2 separate regions of the Homo sapiens genome follow, and region 2 is linked to region 1. A link is an interaction called in ENCODE POLR2A ChIA-PET data of the cell type or tissue named here. Cell type or tissue: PC-9. All regions are shown on one strand. Links, peaks and the distances in the headings refer to the core of each region. The heading gives the core; the rest is flanking DNA.

Evidence for each region. Peaks named below come from ENCODE experiments on the same cell type or tissue, not always from the same donor. Only the 100,000 strongest peaks of a DNase experiment are listed, where the experiment ranks them.
Region 2: POLR2A ChIA-PET joins it to region 1 with 25 read pairs; 2 of 35 experiments call an interaction of 5 or more read pairs at or near these places.

Annotation. Positions count from the first base shown.
Region 1 is chr9:128,412,068-128,420,719 of GRCh38, reverse strand. It overlaps a transcript of CERCAM not described here. Among named protein-coding and RNA genes, the nearest start is that of CERCAM, 4.5 kb to the left of the region's middle. RefSeq lists a silencer at 1-477. In PC-9, for the core only: CTCF peaks have their summits at 189, 389 (motif pointing left), 6,014 and 6,215; DNase peaks (open chromatin) are centred at 419 and 4,479; H3K4me3 peaks cover 1,677 bases; H3K27ac peaks cover 276 bases.
Region 2 is chr9:128,078,451-128,086,450 of GRCh38, reverse strand. All of the region lies in intron 1 of SLC25A25 (solute carrier family 25 member 25), which reads right to left. Among named protein-coding and RNA genes, the nearest start is that of SLC25A25, 14 kb to the right of the region's middle. In PC-9, for the core only: CTCF peaks have their summits at 2,080 and 2,361 (motif pointing right); a DNase peak (open chromatin) is centred at 7,180; H3K27ac peaks cover 1,854 bases.

The DNA.
Region 1 (8,652 bases), core at 1-8,000:
GCTCAAGTTTTCTCTCCTTGGCCCGGGGCACCGGAGGGCCAGGGCCCGGGGACCCGCGCCAGCCGCGACCCTGGAGCAGCCCCGCCCGGCTGGACCCCGGAGGGGCGACGGCGGAGGGGCCGGAGGACCGGACAGGGGAGGGGTGCTAGGACGAGTGCGTCGGGGCCGGCCGGGCGTCCGAGAACAGTAGGGGCTCATGGAACCCCTGGGCGTTGAACCCCCGGAATCCGGATTCCCCGGCCCACGCAGCCGACTCTTCGACCTGAGCCGCAGACCCAGAGGGGCGGCGCCCACTCGGCCACCACCTCCCGGGCTTCCCCGGCTCCCGCCCCATCCTCCGCCCCGGGCGCCCTCTGGCGGCCCTGGCGCTAGCTCCGCAGACCAGCCGGGCCACGCGTGGGCCGGAGACCCAGCGTGGGGGGCGCAGAGGGAGTCCCCCTGAGCTGGGCGCGTCCTCCCGCGGCGGTCCGCTCCTTAAGTCCCCTGTGCGTCACCTCCTTGCGTCGGTCGCCAGCACCCGCATTGCTTCGGCCCTTTAAGAGAGCACAGCCAGGCCGGGCGTGGTAGCTCACGCCTGTAATCCCGGCACTTTGGGAGACCGAGGCGGGAGGATCACCTGAGATCAGTTCAAGACCAGCCTGGCCAAGATGGTGAAATCCCATCTGTACTAAAAATACAAAAATTAGCCGGGCGTCGTGGCGGGTGCCTGTACTCCCAGCTACTTGGGAGGCTGAGGCAGGAGAATCGCTTGAACCCGGGAGGCGGAGGTTGCAGTGAGCCGAGATCGCGCCACTGCACTACAGCCTGGATGACAGACCGAGACTCCGTCTCAAAAAGAAAAAAAAAAAAAGAGCACAGCCCTCACAGCCCTCTCTTGGTCTGAGTGTAGAACTAGGGGACACCACGGAGCTGCTCACTGCGACCCGACCCGTCCGTCCTCCAAAGCAGGGGATGTTGGCTCCCCTGGAGCACCGCCGGGGTCCTTAGGACCCTGCTGGGAGGGAAAGAACTCTGCAGCCTCTCGGGAGAGGAGCAGAAAAGGGAGCGGCCTGGCGGCACCACAGATGGGATCGAACTGGGTGTCTGTCACCAACCTCAGACAGGTCCCTTTCCCTCAGGAGCCTCTCGGGTAAAATCGGGCTGATAACGCCACCCATCTGGGAGGGTTTGCAGGGATTCCTCGAGAGAATGAATGCACTGGCAGCTTTTCCCGCGTGGAGGCTTACACACAGGAAGAGCTCCGCCCTGGGGCTGGGAAGACAGGACTGGAGGAGAGGGAGGCTCCCCCTTCACCCTCCCACCGCTGGGAAGATCTCCTTTCCTAGGAACAGCACGGGGTCTCCCTTCAGCCTTTTCCCAGGGTCAGGGAGGGGAGCCAGGGCTGTGCACACTATCTCCACTGCAAGGGGAGGGCTGAAGGTCCATAGAGGAAGGAACTTACCTAGTGCAGGGGCAGCACGTGCGCACTGAACCCTGGAGTCCTGATCTCTAGCCTAGCTCAAAGCCTCCACCAGGATCGGGTGGCAGCTTCCATTTGAGGCCATTTCTAGGCCAGCGGCCCTGCAATGAGAAGCATTCTGGAGAGATGCCAGATTTCTTCTCCCTTGCACGGTAGTCCCCTGCGGGAAGCCACTCCCAGCCCCAGAAGAGGGATTCCCTTTCTAAAGCAAAGCAGTGTTCCCTACTTCACCCACCCCAGAGTCATTCCACAGCCTCTGCCTGTCCTATTGGTCCAAGGGTGCTATGGTCAGAATGTCCGTGACCCTCAAAACTCACATGTTGAAAACCTAATGTTAATGTCAGGGTATTAAGAAGCGGGGCCGGCACGGCGCGGTGGCTCGCGCTTGTAATCCCAGCACTTTGGGAGGCGGAGGCGGGCGGATCACGAGGTCAGGAGATCAAGACCATCCTGGCTAACACGGCGAAACCCTGTCTCTACTAAAAAATAGAAAAAAATAGCCGGGCGTGGTGGCGGGCGCCTGTAGTCCCAGCTACTCAGGAGGCTGAGGCAGGAGAATGGCGTGAACCCAGGAGGCGGAGCTTGTAGCGAGCCGAGATCGCGCCACTGCACTCCAGCCTGGGCGACGGAGCGAGACTTCTGTCTCAAAAAAAAAAAAACAAAAAACAAAAAACAAAAAAAAAAACAGGCGGGGCCTTTGGGAGTTGATTGGGTGGGCTGCCCCACCTGAATGCGGCTAGTGCCCTTATAAAAGAGGCCTGGGGGCCGGATGCGGTGGCTCACGCCTGTAATCCCAACACTTTGGGAGGCTGAGGGGGGTGGATCATGAGGTCAAGAGATCAAGACCATCCTGGCCAACATAGTGAAACCCCATCTTTACTAAAAATACAAAAATCAGCTGGGTGTGGTGTCGCGTGCCTGTAGTCCCAGCTACTCAGGAGGCTGAGGCAAGAGAATCGCTTGAACCCAGGAGGCAGAGGTTGCAGTGAGCCAAGATCATGCCACTGTACTCTAGCCTGGCAACAGAGCGAGACTCCGTCTCAAAAAGAAAAAAGAGGCCTGGGGAGCTTGTCAACCCCTTCTGCCACATGAAGACACAGCTAGAAGGCCCCAGGTATGAGGAACGGGCCCTTACCAGACACCAAATCTGCTGACGCCTTGACCTTGGACCTCCCAACCCCCCAGAACTATTAGCAATAAATTTCTTTTTTTTTTTTGGCCAGGGGTTGGGGGGTGGTTCAAGCAATTCTCCTGCTTCAGTCTCCTGAGTAGCTGGGATTACAGCCACACACCACTATGCTTGGCTAATTTTTTGTATTTTTAGTAGAGATGGGTTTTCACTACGTTGGTCAGGCTGGTCTCGAATTCCTGACCTCAGGTGATCCAGCTGCCTCAGCCTCCCAAAATGCTGGGATTACAGGTGTGAGCCACTGCACCCGGCTGATAAATTTCTGTTGTTTATACATTATGCAGTCTAAGATATGTTGTTATAGCAGCCCAAACGGACTAAGACAGGGGGCTTCCTGATTCTTCCCTGGCCTCAAGTCCTCCTCTTCCCCCAAGTCCTCCCACCCTCCCCAGGAGTCCAGCCTGTTACTAACTTTCTTGCCTCAGAGTTTTCCCATCACACCTGCCTGGAAAACCCAATAGCCATCTTGTTTTGGGGCAGGTTGGGGCAACTGCAAACTCAGGGTCTCTACCCTCACTTGGGCTCTCACCCAGCCCAAGAATCCTGTTTCCCTGTGTCCCCTGCCCACTCCCCTCAGGGCATTTCAAATGCTTCTAGTCATTGAGGCACGGTGGCTCATGCCTGTAATCCCAGGACTTCGGGAGGCTGAGGTGGGCAGATCACTTGAGGCCAGGAGTTCGAGACCAGCCTAGGAAACACAGTGAAACCCTGTCTCTATTAAAAATACAAAAAAAGGCCGGGGCAGTGGCTCACACCTGTAATCCCAGCACTTTGGGAGGCTGAGGCAAGTGGATCACCTGAGGTCGGCAGCTCAAGACCAGCCTGACCAACATGAAGAAACCCCGTCTGTACTAAAAACACAAAATTAGCTGGGCATGGTGGCGTGTGTCTGTAATCCCAGCTACTCAGGAGGCTGAGGCAGGAGAATCACTTGAACCCAGGGGGGCAGAGGTTGCAGTGAGCCGAGATCGCGCCATTGCATTCCAGCCTGGGCAACAAAGGCGAAACTCCGTCTCAAAAAAAAAAAAATAGTAATAATACAAAAAAAAATTAGCCAGGTGTGGTGGCACATGCCTGTAGCCCCAGCCACTTGGGATTCTGAGGCAGAAGAATCACTTGAACCTAGGAGGTGGGAGTTGCAGTGACCTGAGATCACGCCACTGCACTACAGCCTGGGTGACAGAGTGAGATTCTGTCTCAACAAAACAAAACAAAACAAAACAAAACAAAGCCTCCAGTCTTCTCAAGCCCCCATTCCACCGCCCCTCTCCCCCAGCAAAGATCTCTCTACTACTTTTTGGAGAAAATAGAAGCCATTACCTGGGAACTCTCATTTCTAGCCTCCAAACCTTCCACCTCTGCCCTCAGCCAGCCTCAGGAGGCACACCCCTCCTCAACAGAACGGCCCCTGTGAAACCGCCTTTGCAAATTTGTAACTCAGGAAATTATGACAGCGGAACAAATCAGACCTAACTGATTCTGTCTTGCTTCTAACCCTTAAGCTGTCCTTGTTCACTCCTGGGCGTAGGCTGAACTAACTTTGGGAAGGAATTCAGTTCATGGTTTGACTCTGAAACAAAATTTATAACAGCCCTTTCCCAAAAAGACCCTTCTTCTTGCCTGGGGTCCAGTCTGCCTTTGCAGGACTGGCAAAGTAGCTATAAGATTAGAAATTACAATTTAGGGGTCATGCAGCCTTTGGGTCCTCCCCAAATTGCTCCTGGGGTAACATCACTATTGTAAAACCTAAAGTCAGTGCTTGAGATATTCTGCAGACCCTGCACCCGATGGATCAGCTGACACCAGCCAGACCAGTAATCTGGCCCAACCAGTTCTACCATCGCACCCAGGAACAGAAGACATTAAGAATACCTAACTTCCACCTCCTATGATTCCATCTCCAATCTGACCAATCAGCATTTTCCACTTTCCAAGCCCCTACCTGCCAAATTATATTTAAGAACTCTGATCCCCACATGACTGGGGAGAACCGATTTAAGTAATAATAAAACTCCGGTCTCCCGCACAGCCGGCTCTGTGTGAATTACTCTTTCTCCTTTGTAATTCCCCTGTCTTTTTTTTTTTTTTTTTTTTTTTTGAGACGGAGTCTCGCTCTGTCACCCAGGCTGGAGTGCAGTGGCGTGATCTCGGCTCACTGCAAGCTCCGCCTCCCGGGTTCACACCATTCTCCTGCCTCAGCCTCATGAGTAGCTGGGACTACAGGCGCCCGCCACTACGCCCGGCTAACTTTTTGTATTATTAGTAGAGACGGGGTTTCACCGTCGTCTCGATCTCCTGACCTCGTGATCCGCCCGCCTCGGCCTCCCAAAGTGCTGGGATTACAGGCGTGAGCCACCGCGCCCAGCCTCCCCTGTCTTGATAAATCGGTTCTGTCTAGGCAGCAAGCAAGGTGAACCCATTGGGTGGTTACACCTGGTCCCCTCTCCCTTCCTGGATCCCCATCCTCCCTCTCTTCTAGGCCCTTCCTTCCACATATCAAAGGACTTGGATCTCCCACAACCAAAGATAAGAAAGCACCAAGGCACCCCTGTGGCCTCTAGCTGTGGCCATAACTCCTCCAAGCCTCTTGAATGGTGAATGTGAACCTTGTTCCCTGTCTCTTCACTTCCTTCCATTCTCTGCTTGACACACATCAAGGTGGATCCTGCAGAGACCAGAGTCCTCCAACCACTCCCCCGAGTGGACACTTCCTCCTCATACCTGTATCCAGGCTGGAGTGCAGTAGCATGATCATTGCTCACTGCAGCCTCGAACTCCTGGACTCAAGCCATCCTCCCGTCTCAGCCTCCTGAGTAGTTGGGACTACAGGTGCATACCTAATATTTATTTATTTACTTACTTTGTATAGACGGGGATCTCACTATGCTGCCCAGGCTGGTCTTGAACTCCTAGACTTAAGTGATCCTCCCACCTTGGCCTCCCAAAGTGCTGGGATTACGGGTGTGAGCTACTGAGTCCGGCCAGCACGCCTTTCTAAAATGCCTGACAATAACTCCCTTCAGAGCTGCCACCGCTGAGCACAGAGCTCAACCCCTCAAGGGGCAACAAGGCCCTTCATGGCCTGCCTGCATCTTCTCCACCTCCTCTGGTCTGCAAGCCCTCCCCCTGACCCGACCTTATGCTCCAGCCAAATTGCACAATTTACAGTTTCCAGAATACTCCATGCTTTTGGACCTTCCCACATCCTTTTCTATTTTTTCCCTTGGTCCCGCTGCCTGGATTGGTCTTTCCCTTCCTGGGCAGCTTCTATACTGTGGGTCCTATAGTCTCAGCCAAAACTTCCTCTCTCTGCAAAGATTTCCCTGATGCCATGTCTGGGAGACATATCCCTACAGGTCATTCTGTATGATCCCATTCATTCAGCAACTATTTCCCGAGCACATGCTATGTGCAGGTGGAACGCTAGGGGCTGGGAATACAGAGGTGCACAAAACAGAAGCAGTCTCTGCTCCTAGGCTCCTTACATTTTGGTGAGAAGAAACAGGAAACAAGCAAAACAATCAATGAAGAGATCATTTCAAGGAATGGTAAATGCCATGAACAAATTGAAACACATGATCAAGAACTGAGAGTAGGCTGAAGGCAGTGGCTCACACCTGTAATCCCAGCACTTTGGGAAGCCAAGCCAGGCATATTGCTTGAGCTCAGGAGTTCGAGACCAGCCTGGCCAACATGGTGAAACCCTGCCTCTACAAAAAGTACAAAAATCAGCCGAGCATGGTGGTGCACACCTGTAGTCCCAGCTACTCAGGAGGTTGAGGTGGGAGAATCACTTGAGCCCGGCAAGCGGAGGTTGCAGTGAGCTGAGATTGCACCACTGCACTCCAGCCGGGGCAACAGAGCAGACACTGGCTCAAAAATAATAAATAAATAAAAAGAGAGAGAGAGAACTGAGAGTAGTTGGGAGTCGAGCAACATTCAGACAGAGGGTTCAGGGAAGACATTTTGGAACAAAAGGAAGAGTTAATCAAGGGGAGATCTGAGGGAAGAGTGTTCCAGATGCAGGAACAGGTAGAGCAAAGGCCCGGGGTGGGAACACGAAAGGCGGCCAGTGTGATTGGAGCAAAGTGAGCAAGAGGATATGGTAAGACGTGAGGTTAAATAGGTAGGAACGGCCAGGTCACCCAGTGCCTTGAAACTATGGCAGGGTTTTGGTTTTGGTTTTGTGTTTGAGAAGGAGTCTCGCTCTGTCACCCGGGCTGGAGTGCAATGGTGCGATCTCGGCTCACTGCAACCTCTGCCTCCTGGGTTCAAGCGATTCTCCTGCCTCAGCCTCCCGAGCAGCTGGGATTACAGGCAACTGCCACCACGCCCGACTAACTTTTGTATTTTTAGTAGAGACGGGCTTTTGCCAATGTTGACCACCCTGGTCTCAAATTCCTGACCTCAGGTGATCCGCCCACCTCAGCCTCCCAAAGTGCTGGGATTACAGGCATGAGCCACTGCGCCCAGCCATATGGCAGGGTTTTGGATTTTCTTTTTTTCTTTTCTCTTCTTTTCTTTTTTTTTTTTTTGAGATGTAGTCCCACTCTGTCACTCAGGCTGGAGTGCAACGGCATGGTCTTGGCTCACTGCAACCTCCGCCTCCCAGGTTCAAGGGATTCTCCTGCCTCAGCCTCCCGAGTAGTTGGGATTACAGGCGCTCGCCACCATGCCCGGCTAATTTTTGTATTTTTACTAGAGACAGGGTTTCACCATCTTGGCCAGGCTGGTCTTGAACTTCTGACCTCGTGATCCACCCACCTCGGCCTCCCAAAGTGCAGGGATTACAGACATGTAATCCCTACTAAAAATACAAAAATTAGCTGGACATGATGGCACGTGCCTCTAATCCCAGCTACCTGGGAGGCTGAGGCAGGAGAATTTCTTGGACTGGGAACCAGCAGGCGGAGGTTGCAGTGAGCCAAGATCGCACCACTGCACTCCAGCCTGGGCTACAGAGCAAGACTCCATCAAAAAAAAAAAAAAAAAAAAGCCCGGGTGCGGTGGCTCACGCCTGTAATTCCAGCACTTTGGGATGCTGGGGCGGGTGGATCACCTGAGGTTGGGACCAGCCTGGCCAACATGGAGAAACTCTGTCTCTACTAAAAAATACAAAATTAGCCGGGCGTGATGGCGGGTGTCTGTAATCCCAGCTACTCGGGAGGCTGAGGCAGGAGAATCGCTTGAACCTGGGAGACAGAGGTTGCTGTATGCCGAGATCTCGCCATTGCACTCCAGCCTGGGCAACAAGAGCAAAATTCCGTCTCAAAAAAAAAAAAAAAAAAAAAAGTGCTGTCCTGTGGAGCCTAAGACCTCATTAGCTGGGTCATGCCTGGAAAAAAATGATTGCTCGGACCCATCTGGCTGAGCACGATCCGGATCCTATGGGGTTGACACCTGGTGGGGCTGCCGGTTTCTGCCTGCAGCATCCTCACCCACTTCAGCCATTGTAGTTCTGACCAAATCCAGGTGATGGCGCCAGCGCCTCAGGCTTGACTCTGGCTTCCTGGAGTAGAGACCCTGCAAGAACCGTCCCCCTCCCCAGCGCCTTCGTCCCGCTGGGAGCCTCAGTTCCAAGGCCTGCCTGCCCCTGGCAAAGACTTTGTAGCATGGCTCCACCAGGGAGAGGGGAGCTGAGGCTGGCAGACTCAAACTGGGGGCCAACCCCTACTCCTAGATGTTAGGGAGGTGGGCTACAAGAGCCCCTTTGGGTCAAAGAGAAACTAGGGGTATCAGGCCACTGGGAGTTGGGGGTCAGGAACCCGGGTAGGCTGCTCTGGTCCAGTGGACTCTGGCCACACCCCCATTAACCCTCTGCGTACCCTGCCCCACCTCATTTGAGGTCCCAGGAGCTGCTTCCTTGCCAATGGGTAGGGGCAGCCTGGGGGTGCCCCAGGGCCCAGGTAGGGCCCCCGGATTGGGAGTCCTCATGGCCTGGCAGTCAAACAGGCTTGAAATGGGGACCCAAAGCAGAGAGGATGCTTGCATGCTCTTACCAGCT
Region 2 (8,000 bases), core at 1-8,000, 330 kb after region 1:
GAGGCAGAAGAATTGCTTGAACCTGGGAGGTGGAGGTTGCGGTGCGCTGAGATCGCGCCATTGCACTCCAGCCTGGGCAACAAGGGCAAAACTCTGTCTCAAAAAAAAAAAAAAAAAAAAAATTAGCCGAGTATAGTGGCTCACACCTGTAGTCCTAGGTACTCGGGAGGGTAAGGCAGGAGGATTGCTTGAGCCCACAAGTTCAAGGTTGCAGTGAGATATGATCACACCACACATTCTAGCCTGGGCAACAGAGTGAGATCTTGTCTAAAAAAAAACAACAACAAAAACAAACACCCAACTTGACCACACTGACATTTACAAAATACTCCACCCAACAACAGCAGAATACACATTCTTTTCAAGTGCACTCAGAACATATTCCACCCATAAAACAAGTCAACTCATACAAAGTATGTACTTTGACCACAGTGGAATTAAATTGGAAAAAAATGACAGGTACGCACCTGTAGTTCCTGCTACTAGGGAGGCTGAGGTGGGAGGATCGCTTGAGGCCAGGAGTTCAAGACCAGCCTGGGCAACATAGCAAAATCCAGTCTCTTAAGAAAAAAAAGATATTTGGAAAATACCTAAATATTTGGAAATTAAATAATACAACTGTAAATGATTCACGTGATATGTCAAAGGAGAAATCAAAAAGGAAATTAGAAAGTATTTTGAATGGTGAGAAAGCACAATGTATTAAAATTTGTAGGATGCAGCCGCAGCAGTACTTAGAAGGAAATACCTATATTAGAAAGGAAAGGTCTCAAAATCAGTGACTTCAGTTTCCACCCTAAGAGATCAGAAAAGAACAAATTAAATGCAAAGCAAGCAGAAGAAAAAAATAATAAACTAGGTGTTAGCGATCATGCCTTATTTATCTTAAACTTCCCTAGACCAGCACCTAAGACAGGAATCGATGGAAATGTGTTCAATTGAATACCTTGCCTATATGTGTTTAAATATATATATTGCATATATGCAAAGATAGGGTCTTGCCATGTTGCCCAGGCTGGTCTTGAACTCCTGGGCTCAAGTGATCCTCCCATCCTGGCCTCCTCACCTTGGATTACAGATGTGAGCCACCACACCTGTTCCAATTCTTTTTTTTTTTTTGAGACGGAGTTTTGCTCCTGTTGCCCAGGCTGGAGTGCAGTGGTGTGATCTTGGTTCACTACAACCTCCGCCTCCTGGCTTCAAGTGATTCTCCTGCCTCAGCCTCCCGAGTAGCTGGGACTACAGGCGCCCGCCACCACACCCAGCTAATTTTTATATTTTTAGTAGAGACGGGGGTTTCACCATGTTGGCCAGGATGGTCTTGAGCTCTCGACCTCAAGTGATCCTCCCACCTTGGCCTCCCAAAGTACTGGGATTACAGGTGTGAGCCACTCTGCCCGGCCCAATATATATTTTTTAAAACATTTTTCTTGCGTCTTTGATTTCCTTGTAGGTTAATATAGTACATTTCTTTCCTTTCACATGTAGCTTTCTTGGGTAGGATGAATCACCCATATCCAAGGATAGACTGCCAAGTGTAACCCTCTTGTAAAAGTAGCTTATAAACATCAATAGAATCTGGTTAAGAGGAGGTTAATACCTGCAGAAATAACCACTGTTCTAAGAATCTAGACAATAGAGGCTGATGGTGTCAATGAAAAGAATCGAATTCTGTAAAATATTTAAAGAGGTTTATTGTGAGCCAAATATAAGTGACCAAGGCCCATGATACAGCCCCAGGAGGTCCTGAGAACATGAGCCCAAGGTGGCTGGGTGACAGGTTGATTTATACATTTTAGGGGGACAGAAGTTACAAGAAGACATCAGTCAATACATGTAAGGTGTACACATTGGTTCAGCCCGGTAAGGTGGGACAACTTGAAGGCGGGGGCTTCCAGATCATAGGTGGGTTCAAAGATTTTCTGATTGGAAATTGGGGTTGAAAGGGTTATTATCTAAAAACCTGGAATCAATAAAAAGGAGTGTCAGGCCAGGCGCGGTGGCTCACGCCTGTAATCCCAGCACTTTGGGAGGCCGAGGTGGGCGCCTGGAAACCCAGCTACTCGGGAGGCTGAAGCAGGAGAATCGCTTGAACCCAGGAGGCGGAGGTTGCAGTAAGCCGAGATCGCGCCACTGCACTCCAGCCTGGGCAACAGAGTGAGACTGTATCAAAAAAAAAAAAAAAAAAAATCTGTTTTAATGTTAATGCTGGTCGGTTGTGCCTGAATTGCAGAGAGGAGGGTATAATTAGGCATGTCCCTCCCTTCCCATCATGGCCTGAATTAGTTTTTCGCGTTTACTTGGAATGCCCTTAGCACCCTGAGGTCCATTCAGTTGGTTGGTGGGGCTTAGAATGGGTACTTTTCAGAGAACAGTAATGGAATACACCTCTAGAGGGAAGTAGTGAGTCGAATCATGGGCACTTGACTTATTCCAAATTACCCTGATAAAATGCCCAGAGTATAAAGGAGCCTGGAGCACCACACACAAAGACAATTGGAGATGCCCAAGGGAGTCTTAGAAGAACAACGCAGAAAGCGAGTTCTCAGGACTGACCAACTCCACGGCAATCTCCAGGTCTCATCACCTCCTTGCTTAACTGCCTAGTACCTATCTTAGAAATATTAACACTCAGCCGGGCACGGTGGCTCACGCCTGTAATCCCAGCACTTTGGGAGGCCGAGGCGGGCGGATCATAAGGTCAGGAGATAGAGGCCATCCTGGCTAACACGGTGAAACCCCATCTTTACTAAAAATACAAAAAAAAAAAAAAATTCGCTGGGCGTGGTGTTGGGTGCCTGTAGTCCCAGCTACTCGGGATGCTGAGGCAGGAGAATGGCGTAAGCCCGGGAGGCGGAGCTTGCAGTGAGCGGAGATCGCGCCACTGCACTCCAGCCTAGGCGACAGAGCAAGACTTCATCTCAAAAAAAAAAAAAAGAAAAAAGAAAAAAAAAAGAAATATTAACACTCAGAAGCCATGAGAGGGAAGAGTAGTAACACTTTTTAGAAAGTTAACAGATGAAGCGAGATTTTATTTGACAGAAAGTCAGAATGATTAGGCTGATTGATTTGATGAGGACTGGCACAGCCAATATGGTCATATAAAAGGCCTTTTCCATAAATTAAATGAGTCATATATGCAGCTCTAAGATTTTGGCCAAAACCAGAACCCAAACCAAAACAAACAAAAAAAAACACTTTTATTTATTTATTTTTTTTTTTTGAGACGGAGTCTCACTCTGTCACCTAGGCTGGAGTGCAATGGTACTATCTCGGCTCACGGCAACCTCCACCTCCCGGGTTCAAGCAATACTTCTGCCTCAGCCTCCTGAGTAGCTGGGACTACAGGCGCCCGCCACAATGCCCGGCTAATTTTTGTATTTTTTAGTAGAGATGGAGTTTCACCATGTTGGCCAGGCTGGTCTTGAACTCCTGACCTTGTGATCTGCCCGCTTCAGCCTCCCAGAATGCTGGGATTACAGGCTGAGCCACTGCGCCCGGCCTCAAACAAAAACATGTAAAGCAGATGTACAGGCCGGGCGTGGTGTCTCACACCTGTAATCCCAGCACTTTGGAGGCGGAGGTGGGTGGATCACCTGAGACCAGCCTGGCCAACATGGTGAAACCCCATCTCTACTAAAAATACAAAAATTAGCCAGGCGTGGTGATTCTAGCTACTTGGGAGGTTGAGGCAGGAGAATCCCTTGAATCCGGGAGGCGGAGGTTGCAGTGAGCCAAGATTGCGCCACTGCACTCTAGCCTGGGCAAAGAGCGAGACTGTCTTAAAATAAAATAAAATAAAAATAATAAAGCAGATGTACAAAATGTGCAAGGGGATATGCTGTTTTCAAAATTATTTTTGGGTGGTACAGGAGTCAAGAGTTTGAAGACTCTCTTTTATATACTGATATATGGCAGTGCCAGGCTATTCCAGAGGCAGGACTGTAGCAGGTGAATGTCAGTCTCCGCTGGAATGAACCAATCAGCCAACGGAAAAACTCAGCTCCTATGTGCTGCCTGCGCTGGGCGGCTGGAGTTTCAGGCTGTAAGGCAGGACTCTTAAACGCCCACCTGATGTGACTCAGCAACAATTGGACAATGAAGAGGAGCCACAACTCACCTCATTTGGCACAAATGAAACTAAGGTATGGCAGATGACAGAACTGCAATAATGAAAAAAGGAAATCCATGATCTATTTCCATTTTAGGAAACAGAACCGGAAAATCTAGCTTTGACAAAAACTCCCTAAAGAAAACTCCTGTAACTGTGGAAGGAAAAGAGAAGTCCGGCATGAAAACCCTCAGTCTTGTGGATGGCTTCTGTTTACTCCTGGTGAAAAGCCAGTCCCCTTCGAGGTCCCAAGTTCAAGGTGAATGCATATTAAAGATGTCTTTTTCTTTTCTCTACAAGAAAGTTAGAGGCATACAAAATTTACCCAACTCTTAAGTGTAGGATTTTAAGATGTAACAAGTCAAGTTCTACAGAAGCAAGGGTCTGCTTGGAAATATGGGATTTCTACTTTATTTTTTTTGAGACAGGGTCTGGCTCTGCTGCCCAGACTGGAGTGCAGGTATGATCATGGCTCACTGCAGCCTCAACCTCCCAGGCTCAAGGGATCTTCCCACCTCAACCTCCCAAGTAGCTGGGACCACAGGCATGCCTGGCTAATTTTTTAAAATTTTTTGTAGAGATTGGGTCTCCCTATGTTGCCCAGACTGGTCTCGAACTCCTGGCCTCAAGCAATCCTCCCACCTCAGCCTCCCAAAGTGCTGGGAGTACAGGCATGAGCCACCGTGCCCGGCCTAATTTCTCTTCTTTTTCTGCTCTTATAAGAGCATGATTCTCCTTTAGATTAGACATGTGCACCAAGAGTAAGGAGCAGGGGGTGAATATGGTATGGAGGCCAGCATGTGACAACCCAATCACCTAAAATGTTCAAAAAATTTTGAAGCAACCCAACACTGGCCAGTGGGAGCCACACAATTCGTCCATGTGAGCCTACTTGTTGTACCCACCCTGTCCTTATCCTCTCCTTTCCTTCTCCCACGTGAAAAAGCAAACCAACAAATTTATTACTAAAGCAACATAAAATGTTTTTAGTTTCTGAAAACAGATCTCAGGATTGCACTCACACTGAGATGATCTGACTCAACACAAACTTAACTCTCACCAGCTGCTTGCTCTGCTTTGCACAAGGACTGCAGGCAGGAGAGAGGTCAAGGGGGTGAAACCCTCCCTGGGCTGCCTTACACGCAGCACAGCTGTTCAGGGTGGGAGGGCAACTGGATGAATGCCGGCTAATAGCTGGTTTAAACCAAGCCAGCTCTCCTAAACAATTCAGAAAAGGAATTCTTTAGCTATAGAACTATCTACCTTTAGATCCTATTTTTCCTTCTTCTGTAGGTTAGAGAGGAAGAGACTCTGGCAAACAAAAAATACACCCAAGTCGTGAATGAAAAAAGGAAAAAAGTTAACTGTGTCCATAAATGCATCACTAAGGGGTGCTGAGGAACCTTGTCTTTCTCCCTAAGATCCCCCCTACAATGCCTTTATAGGACACTGGACAAATTGCTTAACTTCTCCAGCCTGTAAAATGTGGGGAGTGAACTGAACAACCTTGAAAACGCTCCAGTTCTAACATTATATGGATTCCAACTCAATCTAAAGGCCTTAACCAAAAGCAACAACAGGGTTTTGGGCAAGTGGGATAGAAAAGGCCAACAATGGCTGGGGGTGGTGGCTCACGCCTGTAATCCCAGCACTTTGGGAGGCCGAGGTGGGTGGATCACCTGAGGTTGGGAGTTCGAGACCAGCCTGGCCAGCATGGTGAAACCTCATCTCTATTAAAAATACAAAAAAAAAATTAGCCGGGCACGGTGGCGCATGCCTGTAATCCCAGCTACTCCATGCCTCCATGCACTCCAGCCTGGGCAATGAGAGCAAAACTCCGTCTCAAAAAAAAAAAAAAGCCCAACAAGGTTGATGAAGGTGTGTACCATAGCTGGTTTTAACCAACAGGACCATTCCACTGTGTCCTATCTACTCTACAGATAAGGACTTAACAGACAGTTGGTTCTTTTTTTTTTTTTTTTTTTTTTTTGGGATGGAGTCTTGCTCTGTCACCCAGGCAGAAGTGCAGTGGCACGATCTCAGCTCACTGCAACCTCCACCTCCTGGGTTTTTTGTGGGTTTTTTTTTTGTTTTTTTGTTTTTTTTTTTTAGATGGGGTATCACTCTGTTGCCCCGACTGGAGTGCAGTGGCGTGATCTCGGCTCACTGCAACCTCCACCTCCCAGGTTCAAGTGATTCACCTGCCTCAGCTTCCCAAAGTGCTGGGATTACAGGCATAAGCCACCATGCCCGGCCCCTCCTGAGTTTTTTTAAGCGATTCTCCTGCCTCAGCCTCCCCAGTAGCTGGGATTACAAGCACGCACCACCAGGACCAGCTAATTTTTTTTTTGAGAGGGAGTCTCGCTCTGTCAGCAGGCTGGAGAGCAGTGGCACGATCTGGGCTGCCTGCAACCTCTGTTTCCCAGGTTCAAGCGATTCTCCTGCCTCAGCCTCCCGAGTAGCTGGGACTACAGGCGTGCACCACCATACCCGGCTAATTTTTGTATTTTTAATAGAGACGGGGTTTCACCATGTTGGCCAGGATGGTCTCAATCTCTTGACCTCGTGATCCGCCCGCCTCGGCCTCCCAAAGTGCTGGGATTACAGGCGTGAGCCACCGCGCCTGGCCCCTCCTGGGTTTTTTAAGCAATTCTCCTACCTCAGCCTCCCCAGTAGCTGGGATTACAGGCATGCGCCACCAGGCCCGGCTAATTTTTTTTTTTTTTTTTTTTTTTTGTATTTTTAGTAGAGACAAGGTTTTGCCAGTTGGCCAGGCTGGTCTCGAACTCCTGACCTCAAGTGATCCACCTGCCTTGGCCTCACAAAGTGCTGGGATTACAGGCGTGAGCCACAACGCCCAGCCAGTTGGTTCTTATTCTTGGTGATCTAAACTACCCTCTCTCCACCCTTTTTTTTTTTTTTTTTTTTTTGGCATCAGCAGCATTTCAATCAATGGTTTTTGAGAGTCTTCTTACACAATGTAGGCGGTTCTGTGTTTTGGAAGAAGTGTCACATTAGACTCCAGCCAACAGGGAGGGAGGACAGGAGGAAAGGTATGGAGCCAGAGTGTGATGGAACAACACTGAAAGCTTCAGGCACCGGCAGGAACAGGGACAGCCACCTCTCCAGTTTCCCCACTGACCCTGCAGAAAATGAGTCATGATTTATCTCCTCAAACTTCCTGGAAAAGCCAGCCAAGAGCTTAAAGTAGATAAGAAGCTCCTTATGGCCTACCTTTGTTATTCATTTACTTTAAAGGAAGATGCATCTTTAAGACAACAGCTTCTTTTGTCAGGTGTGGTGTTGAGTCTTTTATATCCCGTATTAGGAACAGTGTACCTATCATTTTAGTCACGGCTTCCTGTGCACCACCAGGGCCTTAAAATGCTGAGACAGAGTTATGCACAGGTATGTCAATGTCATAAACTATGAAAATAAATGTGGCCAAGTTTTAAAGGCAAGTTAAGTGTCCACAGTCAAAGAAGGAAGGCGGCACTGCATTGAGCTAAATGGGGCAGAGTCAAAATCCTGGGTTCTGGAACTGGCTTGGCCTCCAAGCAACCCAGCCTCCGAGCCTTAGTCCCACTTCTGCAAAGTAATGCTGGTTAGTGAGATAATCTCCAAAGCTTTGAAGTAAGCTCCACTTGAGCTTCCACTTTCACAACTTCAAGGTCAACTCTGTACTTAGGAAAGACGATCCACGGCTTCTGAGAGGGCAACAGGCTTGCAAGATGAGGAGGTCCGGTTTCTGTCCAGGGAAAGCATGCGGGCCCCAAAGACGTCTTTTTGTGTAGATAGAGTGAGTGAGTCTACTACAACTTTTTATTGTTTCTTTGCTCATTTTGATGTCCACAGAGCCCAGGTTTTCCACAGCGGACATCCCCTTCCA